Linked DNA regions of Homo sapiens: region 1 is linked to region 2. The links are chromatin loops, found by intact Hi-C in ENCODE. Cell type or tissue: IMR-90. All regions are shown on one strand.

Region 1 (8,000 bases), 100 kb after region 2:
CTGAGGCAGGAGAATCCCTTGAACCCAGGAGGTGAAGGCTGCAGTGAGCCAAGATTTCATCACTGCACTCCAGCCTGCGTGACAGAGAGAGACTCTGTCTCAAAAAGAGTGCCGTGCCTTGCTTTTAGAACCAAACAAGTGATCTTTGAATGTTGCCATGTCAGGAGGGCAGGGAATTGCCAATGTGTGGAGCAACAGCTCATTAGGAAACGTGCCTTGATTTCTCAGTCATATTGTGCTGTGCTTCAAATGTGTCTCATGTCTCCTATGCAGCGTGTCACAGTGTCATTTGACATCAATCATGTTGGCAGGGCAGCAGACCCCCCCCGCCCCACCGATACATACATTTTTTGTTTTGTTTTATTTTGAAATAGATACAGCCTTCTTGTCATTCTTTTTTTTTTTTAATTTTTTTTAAAATTTTTTTGAGACAAGAGTGTCGCTCTATTGCTGAGGTTGGAGTGGCACTATCTCGGCTCACTGCAACCTCCGCCTCCAGGGTTCAAGTGATTCTCCTGCCTCAGCCTCCTGAGTAGCTGGGACTACAGGCACCCGCCACCACACCCGGCTAAGTTTTGTATTTTTAGTAGAGACGGTGTCTCACCATGTTGGCCAGGCTGGCCTCGAACTCTTGGCCTCAAGTGATCTGCCTGCCTCTGCCTCCCAAAATGCTGGGATCACAGGCATGAGCCACCATGCTTGGCCGTCATTCTTAATAGACACCAGGATACTGAAAAATGCTTTGCCACTCAGAAAAACAAGGGTACAAGCATGATACTATATGGCCACTCTCATTCCACTTCAGTGTGTGTGTATGGTGGGGGCACAAAAGGGATGGGTGGAGACTGTGGCAAACCGGTGAGCCCACACCCCTCCCAGGTGGGCAGCTGCACCAGCTCTTGTGGCTGGCACCCTGCAGGCATGCTGCCTCGACTGGAAATCTACATTTTTATGTGTAATCTCTCTCACACATCCTGAAGCCAAACACAACTTGCCTGTGGGCTATCATCTAAAATTCGGAGGCTAGCTGGAGTCCGCTCTGGAATAAGTCTGCCTGGCCATCCTTCCCAGCTCTTCCCCTTATTAACTGTGTTATCAAGATGTTAATCTCTCAGTTATTTAATACCTCAGTTTCCTCATCTGTCAAGTGCAGATCAGAATTTTGCCTACATCTGAGGGTTGTTATAAGGATTAATGAAAAGCCTTGGAACCCACTGTCTGGTGCCTGGACGCGCATGGTTAATGCCTGGCATTCTTTGTGTCTCTTTTTACAAGCGCAGGGTGACCACAGGTCCCAGTTTGCCGGGGGCAGGCCTGGTTCATGCTTGTGGTGCTGGTGTAATGATCACTAACTTGCCATTTCATTGTCGGTATTGACGTAAATGATATGATTTGCCTAGAGAAGCAAATACTGGCACAGTGCTGTTTAGGACTCTGATGAGGTTTAGACCTAATAGAAAGGCCATGGTCCAGGTTCCTTGAACATCCCTGGACAAGTCACTTAACCTTTCTGTGTTCAGTTTCCCGTTCTAAACGATTGGCAAGATGAATTCTAAGATCCCTCCATTCACAGTCATTCTGTCATTTGACAAACATCTTTTTTTTTTTTTTTTTAAACGCAGTCTCGCTCTGTCGCCAGGCTGGAGTGCAGTAGTGCGATCTCGGCTCACTGCAACCTCCGCCTCCTGGGTTCAAGCAATTCTTCTGCCTCAGCCTCCCAAGTAGCTGGGACTACAGGCGAACGCCACCACGCCCAGCAAATTTTTGTACTTTTAGTAGAGACAGGGTTTCACCATGTTGGCCAGAATGGTCTCTATCTCTTGACCTCGTGATCCACCCACCTCGGCCTCCCAGAGTGCTGGGATTACAGGCGTGAGCCACTGCGCCCGGCCGACAAACATCTTTCACAAGCTCAGACTCATGCCAGGCAAAGGTCCAGGGCATGGAGAAGCCAGGGGCAGAGCCTGGGTCCTCAGTGGGCACTTGGCCAGTGAAAACCTCCAGTGCAGGTTGTTGGGAATCTCTACCTTTTTTGTCAAGTGTTACTTGAAAGACCATTACCAAGAAATTGAATTGAAAGTTAATTTTTTTCTCCTTCTTTACGGAGACGAGTTTCACTCTGTCCCCCAGGCTAGAGTGCAGTGGTGCGATCTGGGCTCACTGTAACCTCCTCCTCCCGGGTTCAAGCAATTCTCCTGCCTCAGTCTCCTCAGGCATACACCACCACATCTGCCACCATACCCAGCTAATTTTTGTATTTTTATTAGAGATGGAGTTTCACCATGTTGGCCAGGCTGGTCTCAAACTCCTGGCCTTAAGTGATCCACCTGCCTCGGCCTCCCAAAATGCTGGAATTAAAGGCGTGAGCCACCGCGCCCTGCCTGACTGTTAATATTTTAAACCTCAGTTTCTCAGGAACTAATCATTCTGGTTGAATACATTTTGCTACACATTTCTTTTGTTTGTGGGGGGGTATCTAAGTTGTTTTTTTCTTTTAAGTCAGAAAACATAAATTTTCACTATGGAAAATTGTAAATTACAGAAAGGCCCAAAGATTTTCTTCATTTCTGCTGACTCTTCAATGAACCAGAGGGGCACGTGTAATATTTCCGCTTTCGGTTACTCCCCACCCCACACACCTTGTAGACACTTTGTCAAAACTACATTTTAAAAAAATGCTTTCCCCCAAATTCGTATGGATGTCTCCTAATAAAGTCACGCAGTCACTCACTGGTTCGTCCTCAATCAACCAGGCGTGGAGTCCTAACCTGTCCATGATTTTAAGAAAGGGCAGGCGCACAACACCCCCGCACGGAGAAATGAACAGGTGTGGCTCGGCAGAGGCCTTCCGCACCTGCGTTATGGAGTGGTGGCCGCTGTCGGCGATGGGGTCCCCGCGAGGGCACAAGTGATCGCGTGGCCACGGCGAGGCTCTGCCTCCGCCCCCGCGCTCCGGGTCCCATTCCCGAATTCTGCCCTCAGCGGCCTGGTCAATGAGGTTGGATCGTTGGCCCAGAAAGCCACTTCCTGCCGCGACTGGAGCCAGCCGTCGTTGTGAAAATTCCCCCCACGGGGAAGGAAGTGGCTCTTGGGCTGTTTATTTTGGCTGCGGGCTAGCAGACGGCGCCAGGGGCAGCGGCCACGCAGACCGGGCATTTGTCTAGCTGGGCGGGAGGCGGCGGAGCGGGAAGTGCCACAGATTGAGGGGCGCACGGCGGTGGAGGGAGGGGCGCCCAGTGGAGAGGGGGCTCACGGTGACAGAGGAAGTGGCGCCGCTTGGGGGGGTGCACGATGGCAGGGGGAGGGGTGCTCGGTGGAGGGAGGGGCACACGGTGGCGGGGGGAGGGGCGTGCCGCAGATTGAGGGCGAACGGTGGCTTGGGGAGGGGCGCTCCTTGGAGTTGGGGGCGCACGATGGCGGGGGCAGGGGTGCCCCTTGGGAGCAGAAGCAGAGAAGACTCGGAACTCCAAGAGCAGGTGGATCTGGGAGCCCCAGATCCTGGGCACTGGGTTGGGGGAGAAAGGGGTCAAGGTGTGCCCGCCCCCGGGATGCTCGGACTCTGGGGATCCAGGCCTGGTGACCCCCGGTGAGGAAGAGCCAGTGGGAGGAAAGGGCCGGGCGCTGCCCGGAGCAGAGGCTGGAGGCGAGAGCGATTGCTGCTTGCTGTAGCGCGGCCGCTCTCCAGTTCCTCCGGCAAGGGGGGCCTGGGGGAGGACTGGCCGAAAATACTGTGATGCTTTGGTCTAAGACAAAAGCCAGCAGGGGATGAGATCAAACACCATGACACTGCGAAGGGGAAGGCCAGCGCGGGTGAGGATTTGCCTTCCCAGAGAACCCCAGGGGCGGGGCTAGCTTCCACTCAGCCCGCATTACCCCCACCCCCGCCCCCACCCCCGGGGCGGGGTCTGGAGGATCAGCAAAACCGCGGGAAAGGTGACAGTCGCCTTCCCCACCACCGCCTGCATTTAGTAGGTGGAGGGACAGTCCCACCTCTCCACCCATTCCCTGCCAGAGTGTGATTTAATGTCTTCCTAGAACACAGGATATCACAGTCTGCAGCACAGAGATTTGAAGTGGGGAGAAAAGCATCTCTGGAAATGACTGGTGGGGGAAGCCCGCCACTGCTCTACAAAGGGTGGCCTGTGACAGCAACAGCGCAACACTGGGACTGTGTGTGTAGGTTTTAGGCACAAGCACTTTAAGCTGTGGGAGGAAAGCAGTTTGGCCTGGCTGGGATGGAGGGGCTGTTGGGGAGGAGGGAGGAGGGTGTGAAAAGGGGAAGGTGGCCGGTAGAGGGAAACCCACCATGGTTCAGGATGTCGGTGGGGATGTTGCACAGTTGGGCGGGGTATTGGGCTTCGATATCATGTAACCCCCGTCCTCCATGGAAGCAATGCCCCCCTCGTCCAGCCCAGGATCTAATGTGCATGCATGTACGTGGACACAGTCTCTAGCCAGGGGTGGTGCAGGGTGGGGTGCTGGGTCCCCAGGGTTGGCCTCTTAGCAGGGTGGGGCTGGCAGCTTCTGCTGACTCAAGGACATTTCCAGGCCTGGCCTGGAGGTTAAGCAGCTCATTGAAAACAGCTGCTCCTCTTGGCTGGCGGCCCTTTCAGGCGGCCTCTGGCTCTCCCTGGGATGACCCCTCGCCTCTGCGTGGCCTGGGGAGGGGCAGTGAAGGGAGAGAGGCTCAGAGGCTGGAGGCCACCCTGCCATGCCCTCAGGGATGGAACTGAGTCCCCTCCAGGGCTGGCCAGCTGTCCTCCAGCCCCCAGCTTTCCAGGAGCTAAGCCAGGTGGTCGCTGGGCCCTGCGTTCCTGCCTGCAGCCTTTGCTCCTGCGGTTGGGCAGCTTGGACCGCCTTCCTTGTCCTTGGAATGCCTTCCTTGTCCTTGTCTCTGCTTGTGCCTTTCAGGGTTTTATGTGACATGCCTCTCATTCAACACATATTTGTTGAGAGTCCGCTGCATGCCAGGCACCATGCTAGAATTAACTTCTCATCTGCCTCCTTCATCTGTGATGTCTTGTGGAGAGCAGCCGTCTTATCTGAGGTCAGACCTCTGGCTGCCTCTGTGGATGGGCTGAGTCCGGGGAAACTGCAGCAACAGCTGAGGGTTTTGCTCCAGAGACACAAACTGTTGTCAAGCCTTTGCACTCAGCCTCGCGACTTCACCAAAGCATTGTGTGCCTTGAAGCAGACAGGACGGGAGAGGAGGCCTCAGTGACCATCAAGGAGGAAGGAGATGGGTTACTCAATGTAGGGCAAATTGCTTTAAAACCCAGTTGCCCATGAGCACAGGCATGTTTCCCAGGTGATGACCTGGATGTCTGAGAAACAAGAAGTGTGGACTACATCAGAAATATTCCTATCAAACTAGACACGGTGGCTCACACCTAGAAATCCTGCACTTTGGAAGGCCAAGGTAGGAGGATCAGGAGGTTGGGGCCAGGAGTTCAAGATCAGCTTGGGCAACAAAGCAAGACTCCGTCTCTACAAAAAGTAAAAACAATTAGCTGGGGCTGCGTGCGGTGGCTCACACCTGTAATCCCAGCACTTTGGGAGGCCGAGGCAGGCGGATCACGAGGTCAGGAGATCGAGACCATCCTGGCTAATGCGGTGAAACCCTGTCTCTACTATAAATACAAAAAAATTAGCCGGGCGTGGTGGCGGGCGCCTGTAGTCCCAGCTACTCGGGAGGCTGAGGCAGGAGAATGGCATGAACCCCAGGGGTGGAGCCTGCAGTGAGTGGAGATCGCTCCACTGCACTCCAGGCTGGGCAACAGAGCAGACTCCGTCTCAAACACAAACACTTTGGGAGGCCAAGGTGGGTAGATCACGAGGTCAGGAGATTGAGACCATCCTGGCTAACATGGTGAAACCCCGTTTCTACTAAAAATACAAAAAAATTAGCCGGGCATGGTGGCGGGCGCCTGTAGTCCCAGCTACTCGGGAGGCTGAGGCAGGAGAATGGTGTGAACCCTGGAGGAGGAGCTTGCAGTGAGCCGAGATCGCGCCACTGCACTCCAGCCTGGGCAACAGAGCGAGACTCCATCTCAAAACAAACAAACAAACAAACAACAATTAGCTGGGCATGGTGGGGTGCATGCCTATAGTCCCAGTTATTCTGGGGGCTTAGGTGGGAGGATCACTTGAGCCCAGGAATTCAAGGCTGCAGTGAGCTATGATCATGCCACTGCACTCCAGCCTGGACAACAGAACGAAACTCTGTCTCTTTAAAAAAAAAAAAAAAAAGAAAAAGAAAAGAAAAAAAGAAAGAAAGAAATATTTCTATCACACTTCATTTATCTGGAAAGTTCATTTCTATCTATCACCTTCACCCCCAACCGTGCAGACTTAAACTTTTCCATGGATTGCTTCATGAGTTCAGCCTCTCCAGCTTCATTATAAACGCATGAGGGCAGAGGCTGTATCTTCTTTTGATTCCTAGGCTGGAATGCAGTGGCGTGATTATAGCTCACTACTGCCTCAGACTCCTCGGCTCAGTTATTCCTCCTGCCTCAGACTCCCGAGTAGCTGGGACCACAGGCACATGCCACCACACCTGGCTAATTTTTTTTTGAGATGGAACATCACTCTGTTGCCAGGTTGGAGTACAGTGGTGCAATCTCAGCTCACTGCAACCTCCGCCTCCTGGGTTCAAGCGATTCTCCTACCTCAGCCTCCTGAGTAGTTGGGATTACAGGTGTGCGCCACCATGCCCCGCTAATTTTTGTACTTTTAGTAGAGATGGAGTTTCACCATGTTGGCCAGGCTGGTCTCAAACTCCTGACCTCGTGATTCACCCGCCTCGGCCTCCCAAAGTGCTGGGATTACAGGTGTGAGCCACCACGCCCAGCCTACACCTGGCTAATTTTTAAATTTTTTTGTAGAGACGGGATCTCACCATGTTACCTAGGCTTGTCTTGAACTCCTGGGCTCAAACGATCTTCCCACCTTAGCCTTTCAAAGTGCAGGGATTACAGGCATGAGCCACTGTGCCCAGCATCTGGTTCATTTTTAATTTCCCTTACAGTGCTTCATAAATGATTATCATCTGTATGGGATAAGAAAGCCCCCAAGGGAGCAGCCAGAAGGATGATTAGGAGAATGGGCTGAGGGTCCAGCCTCCAGGCACCTCCTCTGACATGGCCTTGGTGCTGCAGCCGACCCAAGAGGCTGGTCTGACAGGTCAGAGGAGGTCCTAGAGCAGTAACCTCCCAGGAAATAAGGAGAATGGGACAGAAACCCAATGCAGACAAGCTAATTAAAAAAGGAATGCAGGAGCCCAGCTGGCTGCAGATGATCCTGAGTGTTTCACAGAATGGAGGAAAGAGCCTCAGGGATTCAGGGACAGGACATCCAGCATCTTTGGGACTCACTTCCTCTCTTTCCATCTCTTTGTCCCGTTTCACTCTGCTTCTCTTTATATATTATCCCCTCATCGTAGGAAGCATGGCCATTGGCAGCCCCAGCCTAGCAATCTTAACAAAAAGGGAAAGCTTTATGTGTTCCAGGGGAGTTCTCTGATCAGCCCTGTTTGAGTTATGTGCCCCATCACTGTGGCCAAGGGGATAGACACTGTCATCAGCTCAAGAGTGAGCCTTGTGCCCACCCACACATCCACATAGCCAGAGGTACACAATACAAGGAGAACAAGAAGGGGATGGGAAGTTTCCTGGGCAGATAAAGGCAGCTCAATGAGGTCACAGATTGTTATCGTTGCCATGTCTTCATTGTAGAGCCCAGCGCCCTGCCAGACCATATGGTGATAAGGGCTGGGATCATGTCTATATTGTTCACAATACCCTCAGTGCCTGATGCCCTGCTGGCATCTATGAAATTCTCAATACATCATTGTTGGATGAATGAATGAATAAATGAATGAATCACACCCAGCCAGTGCTCAGTGCACAGCTCCCTGCCTAGCTTCATTCATTTCTCCATTTACTCAGTAAGAACATATTGAGCCACAGCTTGATGCGTAGCACTGTGCTAGGCATGGG
Region 2 (8,000 bases):
TTTTTTTTGTATGTTTAGTAGAGACAGGGTTTCACCATGTTGGCCAGGCTGGTCTTGAACTCCTGACCTCATGATCCACCCACCTCAGCCTCCCAAAGTGCTGGGATTACAGGTGTGAGCCACTGCACCCAGTCTAATCATTTGATTCTTATTGGCTCTTATTATAAATATAGTTCAGACAGTCATTTGTATAGAAACACATTGTAGGGCCGGGCGCGGTGGCTCACACCTGTAATCCCAGCACTTTGGGAGGCCGAGGTGGGGGGATCATGAGGTCAGGAGATCGAAACCATCCTGGCTAACCTGGTGAAAACACCGTCTGTACTAAAAAAAAAATACAAAAAATTACCCGGGAGTGGTGGCGGGTGCCTGTAGTCCCAGCTACTCGGGAGGCTGAGTCAGGAGAACGGCGTGAACCTGGGAGGCAGAGCTTGCAGTGAGACGAGATCGTGCCACTACACTCCAGCCTAAGTGACAGAGCAAGACTCCATCTCAAAAAAAAAAAAAAAAAAAAAAAAAAAAAAAAAAAAAAATAGAAACACATTGTAAAAGGAGAGGATTGTAAAAGCAATCAAATGATAACTGAAGGAAATCTTCAGTTATACAAATGCTTGTATCCTAGTGCATTATAATACTTGAGGTTCATAATGATGACCCTTAATTAGTAAGGAAAGATTGGATTTGCTGCATCCTAGAGTAGAGAACATATTTAGTTATTTGGAATTATATAGACTTGGTGCTCCCCCCCAAGACCCCCACCGCAAGACGGAGTCTTGCTCTGTCACCCAGGCTAGAGTGCAGTGGTGTGATCTCAGCTCATCGCAACCTCCACCTCCCGGGCTCAAGCAATTCTCATGCCCCAGCCTCCTGAGTAGCTGGGATTACAGGCGCCCACCACCACGCCTGGCTAATTTTTTTTGTTTTGTATTGTTTTTTTTTTTTTTTAGTAGAGATGAGATTTCACCATGTTGGCCAGGCTGGTCTTCAACTTCTGATCTTAGCTGATCCACCTGCCTCAGCCTCCCAAAGTGCTGGGATTATACGCCTGAGCCACCGCACCCAGCCTCAAATCATAAACTTTTTTTTGTTTTTTGAGACGAAGTCTCACTCTGTTGCCCAGGCTGGAGTGAAGTGACACAATCTTGGCTCACTGCAAGCTCCGCCTCCCAGGTTCAAGCGATTCTCCTGCCTCAGCCTCCCCAGTAGCTGGGATTACAGGTGTGCGCCACTGCGCCTGGCTAATTTTTTGTATTTCCAGTAGAGATGGGGTTTCACCATGTTGGCCAGGCTGGTCTTGAATTCCTGACCTCAGGTCATCCACCCACCTCGGCCTCCCAAAGTGCTGGGATTACAGACATGAGCCACTGTGCTCAGCCTCAAATCATAAACTTTTTAAAGGTTTATCCCTGACCCTCTAAATTAGGTTATGTGCCTTGTTATATGCTCTTTTAGCACTTATCCTAATTGTGATTGTGTATTTATTATATGATTGTTTATTCAACAGTTTCTTTCAACAAATATTTACCAAGTGTTTAGTAAATCTTGTTTTGGATTGTAAGCTTCATTAAGGCAGAGTAAGGACTGGGTCTGTGGTTTCTCTTACCATGTGTACCTAGCACCTAGCACAGTGCTTAGACATAGGGAGTACTTAATAAATAGTCATTGAATGTATACATTAAAATGGCGTTAATAATGCTGCCTATCTGATGAGGCTGTTGTGAGCCTTCAATGAAATCGTGTGTAGGAAGTGCTAGTTTGCTCACAGGCTGGTGGTAACAGTCTACTGTGGTCATTGAGAGCAGTTATTGTGGACACAACCCCCAGTTCTGGTCACCCCACCCACTAGCTCTGTGAACTCACATAGGTACTTAATATCTCTGATTTTTATTTTATTTATTTGTAAAATGGAACTAATAATTACAACCACCTTATAGGACAGAGTCTTGCTCTGTCACCCAGGCTGGAGTGCAGTGGTGTGATCTCATCTCACTGCAACCTCCGCCTCCCAGGCTCAAGCAATTCTCCTGCCTCAGCCTCCTGAGTAGCTGGGATTACAGGTGTGCACCACTGTGCCTAGCTAATTTTTGTATTTTTAGTAAGATAGGGTTTTGCCATGTTGGCCAGGCTGGTCTCGAGCTTCTGTCCTCAAGTGATCCACCTGATTCAGCCTCCCAAAGTGCTAGGATTACAGGTGAGCCACCTGACCCAGTCTCCTTATAGGATTTTGTAAGAATTAACCTGTGACAATGACAGTGAAACATTTAGGTTACAGTAACTTGTTCAATAGTTGGTGGTTATACCATTGTTAATATGTTAATGAGTAAGAACAGTAATCAAAAGAATATGTAGAAAGTATCAGAAGAAATTCACATGTGGAAATGCTGTATTCTCTGATGAGATAGTAGTACTGTATTTTTACCATTCCATGATTCTCAGAATATTGAATATTTTCTACTTATGTCTGTGATGGGTCATACTTTGTTAGCTGCAGTTTTACCTTGTTTTAAAAAGTACTGTTAGGCTAGGTGTGGTGGCTCACGCCTGTAATCCCAGCACTTTGGGAGGCTGAGGCGGGCGGATCATGAGGTCAGGAGATCAAGACCATCCTGGCTAACACAGTGAAACCCTGTCTCCACTAAACATACAAAAAATTAGCCAGGCATGGTGGCGGGTGCCTGTAGTCCCAGCTACTCGGGAGGCTGAGGCAGGAGAATGGCATGAACCCGGGAGGCAGAGCTTGCAGTGAGCCCAGATCGTGCTACTGTACTCCAGCCTGGGTGACAGAGCAAGACTACATCTCAAAAGAAAAAAAAAAAAAAGTATTATTGAGAATATAATATAATTAACCTGAATAGGTTAATTATATTGTGGAACCTAAACCGTATAAATTTAAAATGCCTTAGAATGCCCAGTCAGCAAGTGACAGTATTAGAAATCAACCTGGATTTTAGACCGCTGTGTGTTCATGGATAATGTTTGTGTGTTTAGGAGACTATTCTGAATAGTGGTTCACAGTCCTTTACATGCATCCCCTGTGCATTGGATGCTTCACTAGCCTTTTCTGACTAAAGCATATGAAAATACAAGTGAAAAAGGCAAGTTATTACAGGAATAACTTTTCATTTTCTCTAATTTTCATATTTTAAAAATTCATTTGTAAGCATTTGATACTTTAAACCTGTTTACAGGAACTTGGTATAAACCACCATGTCCAGCCCTTTGTCTCATATTTGAATTGTTTTACTTTCTTCTTGGCCACGTGGCCCTGACTTCTCACTTTCATAAGAAGGGGTTTGTATTGTGGAGATACAAATTATGGAGTTGTTTGCATTAATACAAGTGTTTGTGGAAAAAGATGCCAAACTTTCCTGTGATTGGTAATGCACCTTTATTGTAGGCTCAGCAAAACAGTCCCTCATCTACGGGATCTGGCAACACAGAGCATTCCTGCAGCTCCCAAAAACAGATCTCCATCCAGCACAGACAGACCCAGGTAGGTTGGTGATCGATAATCAATTGAGGGGCATACCTGCTGTGTAGGAATAAGGGCTAACCTGTGTAGTCTGTCATTCTTCTCTGACTTCTCTGTATTTCTCTGACCACCTCATTATTTGTGTGTATTATATTCATAACTTGCATTATGGGTATTTAAAGTCCTTTGGAAGGTGCTTTAACTTTTTGAGGCTTTTCTTTACTCTTCCGGTGTATTGTAGCAGAAATGCTTATGCTAAAGCATGGTGTTAAGGAAACTGCACACCTTTTTTTTTTTTTTTTCCCTACAGTATTCCACAGAAGAAAAGTACCTACGCTTTGAAGGCCTCTAAGTTCAGATTCTGGCCTGGGCCTCAGTTTTTCTTAGTACAAATCATCTGTGAAAATATGGTTGATTCTCATGATCTCAGACAGTGTATACAAAATGTTTATTAGTAGTGTACTTGTAGTAGGCTTTCAATAAATGTTAATTCTCTAATTTATGAAAGTAGTTAATGTATTCCTTTTCCTGCTTACTTATTTATACCTGGCTAAACTTCTCTCAGATGTGAGATACCAACATGGTTTACTCCTTAAATTGTGTTCAGAAACTCTTTAATTTAGGTAGTGTTCTGAACATTTGAGGATTGTATCTGCAAAGGATGGTGGCTATAGCTTCCATTTTGTAGTTTTGAGTATACTGGGTTTTCTTGAAGGCTCTTTTGATACTATATATATTACCTTCAAGACAGGATCGTTGGCAATCTAGGAGAATTTCTTAAATCTCAAGAGGTATACAACTCCCTGGAGCACATTTGAATTTTATCTAAATCACCAGCTCTTGTACAGTTCAGTTAGATAGTTGAGCACTCAGGTAGCTTCTTCTCTTCCCTTCTGATTGCTCTCTGTTTCCACCAGATGGCGCATTTGTTCCTTAGAGAGTTGTGTGTCAAGTCTCCTGTGAGATCCTTTTCTATTCAAAGTTAGTTTCATTTCTGGAGTAACGTGTTTCTACATTGTTCAGTGCACAGTAGTGAGAATTCATACATTTGATTCCAGAATTAACATGTGTTTGAAGTGTAGGTGTAGTGGGACATAAGGAACCCAGCAGAGGACTTGAAGAATGAGATGAGACAAGCAGATTTCATTTCTTAAGCCATGTGATTCTAGGCCATTTGTGTGAGCAAGTGCTTTTTCCCACCCCCCCGAGAAAGGTAATGAGAAGAGTGTGATGACATATAACATGTTGAGACTAATCCTAAATTTGTTTTACCTTTGTCTCTGTAGTCCGACCTCACAATAGAAAAAATATCTGCACTAGAAAACAGTAAGAATTCTGACTTAGAGAAGAAGGAGGGAAGAATAGATGATTTATTAAGAGTAAGTATTAAAATGTAAGAGATTTTATAGCAAGCACCATTTGTTATATATATTTGGATTATGTACATATCATAGAAGTAATTACTATAGCCAAATAACAATGAAATAATAAACATTTGGGTATTTTTCTTTAATTGAGGGAATCTGAGTAGGAACCAGGTTCCTGCATTCTAAACACTACCTTTAAATTGGAAATCTTATACTGTAGTGTTTTAATGATTGAATTTATATTGGAGAAATAGATATGTGGAGTGTTATATTTCATCTAGAACTGTGGGAATAAGTATAAAGTGTTGTTTTCCCATTCCAGAGAAGTTATTTTAATATTGTTGAATTTTATAAGCTATTTCAAAGGACTTATTAGCCCATTTTGCTTTTTGTACCTTTTATAACCTACTCACCCAAACTTTTTTGTGCTTACAAAAGAAACCTTTAAAATGCTTCATCTGGAATTAAATAGATACCACTAGAAAATATCAATATATTTTGAATATGCAATTTGGCATGACTGACTCATAGTTTTTAAAGAGTAAAAAGGGCCGGACATGGTGGTTCACACCTGTAATCCCAGCACTTTGGGAGGCCAAGGCAGGTGGATCACTTGAGGTCAGGAGTTTGGGACCACCCTGGCCAACATGGTAAAAAGAAACCCTGTCTCTACTAAAAAAATATAAAACGTTATCCTGGTGTGGTGGCAAGCGGCTGTAGTCTAGCTACTTGGGAGGCTGAGACAGGAGAATTGATTGAGCCTGGGAGGCGGAGGTTGCAGTGAGCTGAGATTGCGCCACTGCATTCCAGCCTGGGCGACAGAGTGATACTTTGTCTCAAGAAAAAAATAAGAAAGTAAAAAGGACCGGGCATGGTGGCCCATACCTGCCACTTTGGGAGGCTGAGGCAGGAGGATTGCTTGAGATCAGGGGTTTGAGACCAGCATGCATGACACAGCAAGACCCCATTTCTATAAAAGAATACAAAATTTGCCAGGCATGGTGGTGTGTCTGTGGTCCCAGCTACTGGGAGCGTGAGGTGGGAAGATGCTTGAGCCCAGGACCTCTAGGCTACAGTGAGCCAAGTTCACGCTGCTGTGCTCCAGCATGGACAACAGAGCAAGACCCTGCCTCAAAAAAAAAAAAAAATTATACATGCTCTTTACAAAATACAGAAAAATGTGTCACTCATAATTCCATTAATTGGGATTAAACATTTGGTACATTTTTTTTTTCAGTAATTTTGAGCTGTTTGAAGTAGATATGTGTGTGTATATATACACACACACACACACAAATGAATATATACATAAATGTTACTGATTTATGAATAACATTGGCTAGCATTTTTCTCTTTAGTGATTTAGAAGGTATAGGTTTAATCCTTATTTGTGCTAATGTGGTAGTTAATCTGACTCTTCAGGGTCCTGAAACCTCCAGGGCTACTGTGACACTGCAAGGTGGGGATCGGCAGCCTTGCCTTTGTCAGTCTTTCTTACTAGGCTTTGGGTACAATTTTGTTTGAATATATGTTTAATAATACAGATTATAAAAGTCACTGTACTCATGATGATCTGACTTCCAAAATTGTTTTACTTGTATTATATTTCTGTACTTAATGAAAACATAGGGTAAAATAGTGTATTTTGACTCCTTTTTATATAAAACCTGGAATTCAGCACATAGCTAAACTAAGTCTGGCCTTTATTAGTAAAGTCTGGTGTGTTTATATTATTATTAATTTTTTTTTTTTTTTTTGAGACAGAGTCTTGCTCTGTCGCCCAGGCTGAAGTGCAGTGGCGTGATCTCAGCTCACTGCAACCTCCGCCTCCTGGGGTCAAGCAATTCTCCTACCTCAGCCTCCTGAGTAGCTGGGATTACAGGCGCCCGCCACCACGCCCAGCTAATTTTTGTATAGTAGAGACGGGGTTTCACCATGTTGGTCAGGCTGGTCTCGAACCCCTGACCTTGTGATCCACCCACCTCGGCCTCCCAAAGTGCTGGGATTACAGGCGTGAGCCACCGCGCCCGGCTATTATTATTAATTTTATATATTTATTTTGAGACAGGATCTCACTCTGTCACCCAGGCTGGAGTGCAGTGGCGCAGTCTTGCAAGCTGTGCGCTCCCCAGTCCCCGCCTGATGTGATCCTCCCACCTTGGCCTCCCAAGTAGTTGGGACTATAGGCATGTGCCACTACATTTGGCTGTTTATATTATTAATTAATTATTAATTTTTTGAGACAGAGTCTCACTTTGTCACCCAGGTTCAAGTGATTCTCCTGCCTCTGCCTCCCAAGTAGCTGGGATTACAGGCATGCCCCACAATGCCTGGCTAATTTTTGTATTTTTAATAGAGATGGGTTTTTGCCACATTGGCCACACTGGTCTCGAACTCCTGACCTGCAGTGATCAGCCTGCCTTGGTCTGCCAAAGTGCTGGGATTACAGGCGTGAGTCACTGCGCTCGGCCTATATTATTATTGTTAAATTACCATTCTTACTGCTATATATGATACTAAGTTCTTATGTATAGAGTATAGGCAGAGGCAGCTTTATGACCAAATTTGTAGTCATTGTTAGACTTGTTTATTCAACTGATTTCAAAACTTATCAGCAGTATTTTTTTTATTTATAGTTTTTGTTTTATCTGTTGATGGTGGTACATTTTTAAGTGATTATTTTTCAGCAAGGATTTGTCAGTGTTAAATTTTCTCTGCCTTACCGACCTGAGAATTCTCTCTTTTGCCCTCCCGTGGAAAGACAACACTGTGTGCAGGATTTTTGTGTCATAACCCCTTGTTCTATTCGTTCTGCCTCTCAAATATAACACGCATTCTCTCTCTCTGTTTCTCCTTCAGTTTTTCAAGCATTTCGTATTTCAGAGAGGTTCATGACCAAAGCAGCAAACACCATAATTTGTTAAATATTACCCCAGGGTGTCTCTATATGTGGGTTTATATATTTTTATTTGGAAAATGTGTGATTATGTCTAACTATGCTTTTATCCCTCTTTATATTGGTTTCTTCTTGACTCTTAGCTTGAATCTCTGATTTCTCTCCTTTATTTCTCACATGTTATGTCTTATTTTAATATGATTGCCCCTTTCTTCTGAATCTCATTAAACACTGTCTTCCATATATTTCTGGCATTTACTGCAGC

What was found. Hi-C counts contacts between places; a loop is a spot of excess contacts. Peaks named below come from ENCODE experiments on the same cell type or tissue, not always from the same donor. Only the 100,000 strongest peaks of a DNase experiment are listed, where the experiment ranks them.
Region 1: a loop joins it to region 2, with 2.5 times the contacts of the local background. A loop is called at or near these places in 2 of 110 quality-filtered maps.

Annotation. Positions count from the first base shown.
Region 1 is chr17:62,649,490-62,657,489 of GRCh38, forward strand. All of the region lies in intron 1 of MRC2 (mannose receptor C-type 2), which reads left to right. Among named protein-coding and RNA genes, the nearest start is that of MRC2, 26 kb to the left of the region's middle. RefSeq lists enhancers at 2,364-3,075, 3,076-3,786, 4,499-5,209. In IMR-90, no CTCF peak of the experiment used is centred here; a DNase peak (open chromatin) is centred at 3,062; H3K4me3 peaks cover 802 bases; H3K27ac peaks cover 2,582 bases.
Region 2 is chr17:62,548,905-62,556,904 of GRCh38, forward strand. TLK2 (tousled like kinase 2) reads left to right here. Exons shown (of 22, transcript NM_006852.6): 8 at 3,398-3,493; 9 at 4,759-4,851. Among named protein-coding and RNA genes, the nearest start is that of TLK2, 74 kb to the left of the region's middle. In IMR-90, a CTCF peak has its summit at 4,407 (motif pointing right); no DNase peak of the experiment used is centred here; H3K4me3 peaks cover 341 bases.